Linked DNA regions of Homo sapiens: region 1 is linked to region 2. The links are chromatin loops, found by intact Hi-C in ENCODE. Cell type or tissue: psoas muscle. All regions are shown on one strand. Links, peaks and the distances in the headings refer to the core of each region. The heading gives the core; the rest is flanking DNA.

Region 1 (2,912 bases), core at 93-2,592, 54 kb before region 2:
GCCAGTCTTGTGACTCTGAGCCCTTAATCTGTGGGGTCTGCACTAACTGTGGGTAGTTAGTGTCAGAATTTAATTAAATTATTGGACACCTAGTTGGTGTCAGAGTTGGAGAATTGCTTGTTGGTCTTGGAAAAGACATCACACATTTGGTATCAGAAAAAAACGTGGAGCTATAAATCACGGCATAAGGGTCATTGACTGAAAGCATACACCGTGTTCTGTAGGATGATGACTCAGTTTTGCCAGGCATCACCTCTGAGAGCACCAGGAGAGAGAGAGAGAGAGAAGGGGGAGAAGCTACATATTTTCAAACAACCAGATCTTGTGAGAGCTCTACCACAATAACAGCAAGGGGGCTGTGCGTTCAACAGATGATTCTGTCCTCGGGCCAGTAGCTTCTGTGTAGTGAGGTATATGACATGACCAGTAGATTCTATGGTCACGTGTTCAATCTCATACTCCCTTTATTATAAAGTGGATCCCCTGGCTTATTGCAATGTTATACGAGGTTCTGTGCTGGTGCCAATACTGCTCCCTATGGGCAGAAAAGGCCAACTCTCTCCCCAAAAGATATTTATACTTGTCAAAGTCTCTGCTCCTTCCTGAGTAAAAGGAGGCCAATATAGAAGGTAGACAACTTGCTACCAAGGGACTGGTTGGTCCCATCGAGGAGTGGGGATTGATTGTGGAACCAGCAGTGGCCTTTGCTGCCGGCAGGTTAGTCATCATATCAGCCTTGGTCAGAGCTGTAAGGCCTGTGTGTAGCCTCCACCCCTGCTACCATGGTGACTGATATGGTTTGGCTCTGTGTCTCCACCCAAATCTCATGTCAAATTGTAATTCCCAATTTTGGAGGTGATTAAATTCCCTGGTGGGAGGTGACTGAATCATGGGTATGGACTTCCCCCTTGCTGTTCTTGTCGTAGAGTTCTCATGAGATCTGGTTATCTGAAAGTGTGTAGCACCTCCTCCTCCTCTCTCTCTTTCTCTCCTGCCAGCCATGTAAAAATGTTCTTGCTTCTCCTTCACTTTCTGCCATGATTGTTAAGTTTCCTGAGGCCTCCCCAGTCATGCCTCCTGTACAGTCTGTGGAACTGTGAGTCAATTAAACCTCTTTTCTTTGTAAACTACCCAGTCTCAGGTCGTTGTTTATAGCAGTGTGAGAACATACTAATACGGTGACCATGTTTATGTACCCATTGTGCCAGCCTTGGTGTGGCTGATGACAGAAGCTGTCAATATCAACTATTCAAGCTATTTTGGGGCAGTTATATTCTGATTGGCATTAACATGTGCTATAAAGATCTTCACACTTTGTGCCCAGTGTTATATCTCTATCCTTATGCTTCTTCTCTCGACTTGTTGGTTCCTGATCTTCCTGTCTTTCTTCTTCCTAGTCTCTGACCAGATGACCAAATGATGCCAGCCACCTATCTACATATATTCTTACCTTGCACCACTTATTTTTCTGCACAAAGGTGGATAGCCTAGTCCACTGCCTGAGCTGTATACAATGGGAGGATTTCGCTCCACTGCTGTCTTTTTTTTTTTTTTTTTTTTTTTTTTGAGACGGAGTCTCGCTCTGTCGCCCAGGCTGGAGTGCAGTGGCGTGATCTCGGCTCACTGCAAGCTCCACCTCCCGGGCTCACGCCATTCTCCTGCCTCAGCCTCCCAAGTAGCTGGGACTACGGGCGCCCACCACTACGCCCGGCTAATTTTTTGTATTTTTAGTAGAGACGGGGTTTCACGGTTTTAGCCAGGATGGTCTCGATCTCCTGACCTCGTGATCCGCCCGCCTCGGCCTCCCAAAGTGCTGGGATTACAGGCGTGAGCCACCGCACCCAGCCACTGCTGTCTTTCAAGGCTGCCTCCGAATGGGGTTGTAGTGGAGATATCATCTATTTTTTGCTTCCCCATGTAATAGGCTGGCCTACTATGAACCAGGCTGGGGCTTCTTCCTTTTCTGGCAGCTGGTTCTAAAGGATTAAGCCACTGGACACCGTGTGCTGAAGGAGAAGTGCTCGTTCCATGGTGGAGGGGGACATAGAGTCTGCAGCAGCTGTGTGGACAGCTTGCTTGTGCCCTCTGGTTCTGCTTGTGCACTTCTGGGTGGAACACTTCCACTTTGTGATGAATTGTTGGGCTTGTTCACCTTTAGAACTTGGTAGCTCTGACAGAGTCCAGCTCATGATGTGGAATTACGGTTGCCTGGTCATTTAGTGTCCCATGGCCAGGCCCTCTGTCTCTACCAGAACCCAAGAGTGTGCCAAGGGCCTTTTTATGAAAGGTGTGTTAATATCTGCTGCAACTGGCATCAGTGTGCTCTGGAACCCTAGGGTTACAGTATGTTGTAATCCTCTAAGTCCTCTTAGGAGGACTTCCCATAAACCCCACATAGTATCTTTTCCCACCACTGATAGCTCTAATGTAATAACACAGGGGCTGTCAGGGTGTATGGCCCAAGTGATAAGACTGTTTGCATCACAGCCTGGACTTGATGTTGTGTCCTTTCCTGCTTTCAACCCCACTGAAAGCTTGTTGCTTTCATCTTACCTGTTAAATGGGTGGGAGAAATATTCCTAGGCATAGAATATCTGCCTCTATGACCCAAAGAGGCCCACCAGGCATTATGGTTTCTTCTTAGTTGTAGGAGGTGGGAGATGCAATAATTCATCCTTACTTTGGAGGGGATACTTAAAAATTTTACTGATGTGGGTGGACCCTGAATATTCATAGGTTTTATGTCCTACCTTCTGAAGTCCATGTGTAATACCAAGGTCTCCACTTCTTCCTCAGTTGGTCCAATTAGCATGATGTCATCAATATACTGGATAAATGGGATGTTCTCTTTGGCCATTATTTTGTCAGAAACAATTTTGGGGGGCCTCATTTTCATTTAATTCCCCTTCTGG
Region 2 (2,912 bases), core at 198-2,697:
TTCAGGCAAGTTTTGATCCCTAAGCCTGATTTCCTCATTGTGAAATGGGGATACGATAGAAGCCACCTCACATAAGAGAATCCATACTAAGTGCTTATCACCGATCAGAGGCCTGGCACGTTGCAAATAGTGTTAGGCACGTGTGCACGCACACACACACACACACCCCAGAGCAGTTGCAGTTAAGGCATTTTCGCAGAAATTACGGTGATGGCTATCTTTTGTAAGTAATTATGGTGATAGCTATCTTTTGTATGGTGGATTAAAGGACATCCATCGTATTGTGAAGGATTTAATAATAAATAAGTTACAGAAATTAACTGCCTTTACAGAAATAGGGAAGGCAGTGTTTAATAACTAAGCGTAAGGGCGTAATTCCTCTGCTCTGCTGAGAAGCCAGGTTAAAGCACTTATTATTGGCTAGGCATTAATTACATTATTCCTGATCCTCCTTACAGTCACGTAAGGTGGCCATTATTATGCCCAATTTTAGGGTAAAGAAATAAAGTTCAGAGAGGTTAAGTCACTAGCTCAAGGTCACAGCACTAATAAATTGCTAACAGGGGAGTCTAGCTCACATCGGATTTAATTCAAACCCTTTCTTTTGCGGCTGTGCAATATAATAGAAAGTGGACGAGTAAAAGGCAGGCAGAGGGAAGATGAACTGAAATGACCCAGGGAAAGATTGTAAAGGAGGCACTTGGCCAGAGAGAGAAAATGCCAAGAGTGAAAGATGAGAGCTGTTCTTTTAGCAGAGGGAGCTGAGATTCCTTGACAGATAGTAACACTAATCTTCACTTGTCCTTTCTTTAAATTTTTTTTTTTTTTTTTGAGACAGAGTCTCGCTCTGTCACCCAGGCTGGAGTGCAATGATGCGATCTCTGCTCACTACAACCTCCACTTCCCAGGTTCATGCCATTCTCCTGCCTCAGCCTCCCAAGTAGCTGGGACTACAGGCACCCACCACCACGCCCGGCTAATTTTTTTTTTTTTTTTTGTATTTTTAGTAGAGACGGGGTTTCACCATGTTAGCCAGGATGATCTTGATCTCGTGACCTCGTGATGCGCCCACCTCGGCCTCCCAAAGTACTCGGATTACAGGTGTGAGCCACCGCGCCTGGCTGTCCTTTCTTTAAATTTTTAAGGAAATTGAGAAAGAGAAAAGGCAGATGTTGGAAATTCAGCTGGAGAAGATATTTCGAGGTGTCACTTTGTGCTGTCTGCAGTGATGGGAGCTCTCAGTGTGAAGCCCTAATTTAGGCTGTCCAGAGAAACCCAGCCAGAGAGTGTCCTGTTGGCAGAAGGATGGAGAGGTTTATAGGAGAAGGGCCTTGGGAAAAGAGAAGGGATTTTGAATTCTGCCTTGGCTGAGAAAACAAACAATTATTTGGCAGCAAATATTTACTACAGTATATGCTCTCAGCTGCTCAATCATTCTGCTGTCCCTGGCTATCCATTTCAGCTGACCTACAAGGCAAACCTCTAAAAGGTGAGCTCTCTGGGTGCTGAGCAACGGAGGACCAGACCGGCTGCAGCTCCTTAGGAACAAACATACTGATCTCTGACTCCACGTTCTTTAGAATGGAAAATCCGGCCCTTAGAAAATAAGCAGCCATTGATAAACTCCGGGTAAATCTTGTCTAACTGGCAAGGAGCACAATGACTTCCAGGCTGGGGGTGGGGCAAAGCAGCGGCTGAGTGTGTTTGGACCGTATTCCCCCTTTCAAAGGCCCCCGGGCCAGCTGGAGGCTTTACAAGGGCCCCCACTCAGGCCAGCCAGCAGGGAGTTGAAGTAATCTAATTTTAATTATGTGACAAATGCATGAAGAATCATTTAAAGGTCTGTCAGAGGGAAAAATGGCTCCAGTCTGCCAGGACTCCTTAGATGGCAATAAAGAAACCCGTGGCCTAAATGCTGGGTTTTGGTGCTTAAAAAAAAAAAAAGACTCATATAACCAGATTGCACACTATTGAAACAGACATAGGCTATGAGAGGACATTCATTAGTCAAGGACAAAGACACCCCACAAGGCAGCTGTCTACATGAGCATAAGTCTACATTTTTACTGGTGTTAAATCGTCTTTAAAAAATATGATGATGATTCTCTTTTGTCTAAAACCAAACGAGTGAACATAGCTATGGATAGTGCCAACAACAAATGATTTATAAAGCACTTTCATATACATTATCCAGTTGAAGCTTCAAAAACATTATCTTGGCTGGGCGCGGTGGCTCACACCTGTAATCCCAGCACTTTAGGAGGCCGAGGTGGGTGGATCACCTGAGGTCAGGAGTTTGAGACCAGCCTGGCCAACATGGTGAAACCCTGTCTCAAAAATTAGCTGGGTGTGATGGTGTGCACCTGTAGTCCCAACTACTTGGGAGGCTGAGGCACAACAATTGCTTGAACCTGGGAGGAGGAGGTTGCGGTGAGCTGGGTTGCAGTGAGCCGAGATTGCGCCACTGCACTCCAGCCTGGGCGACAGAGTGAGACTCTGTCTCAAATAAACAAAACAAAATAAAACAAAAAACATGATCTTGTTGAATCTTTAAGGCAAGTTCTTAGTTTTAAGTAATAAAGACTTGATTTCTGAAATCCCACTTTGGTTTAATTTGCCGCTAGTTATGACTTATATCAAAATGAAACTAAAAGTCCTTTCATCTAAAGCAAGGTGGCACAATTTTTTTTTTTTTTTTTTTTTTTTTTTTAGACAGAGTCTCACTCTGTTACCCAGGTTGGAGTGCAGTGGCCCGATCTCACTGCAAGGTCCGCCTCCTGGGTTCATGCCATTCTCCTGCCTCAGCCTCTCGAGTAGCTGGGACTACAGGCACCCGCCACCACGCCTGGCTAATTTTTTGTATTTTTAGTAGAGACAGGGTTTCACCGTGTTAGCCAGGATGGTCTCGATCT

What was found. Peaks named below come from ENCODE experiments on the same cell type or tissue, not always from the same donor. Only the 100,000 strongest peaks of a DNase experiment are listed, where the experiment ranks them.
Region 1: it touches region 2 in a loop (2.5-fold over the local background); 12 of 110 quality-filtered maps call a loop at or near these places.

What each region holds. Positions count from the first base shown.
Region 1 is chr6:17,265,651-17,268,562 of GRCh38, reverse strand. No RefSeq gene overlaps it. Among named protein-coding and RNA genes, the nearest start is that of RBM24, 14 kb to the left of the region's middle. In psoas muscle, for the core only: no CTCF peak of the experiment used is centred there; no DNase peak of the experiment used is centred there; H3K27ac peaks cover 699 bases.
Region 2 is chr6:17,211,532-17,214,443 of GRCh38, reverse strand. No RefSeq gene overlaps it. Among named protein-coding and RNA genes, the nearest start is that of RBM24, 68 kb to the left of the region's middle. In psoas muscle, for the core only: no CTCF peak of the experiment used is centred there; a DNase peak (open chromatin) is centred at 1,733; H3K4me3 peaks cover 1,607 bases; H3K27ac peaks cover 2,500 bases.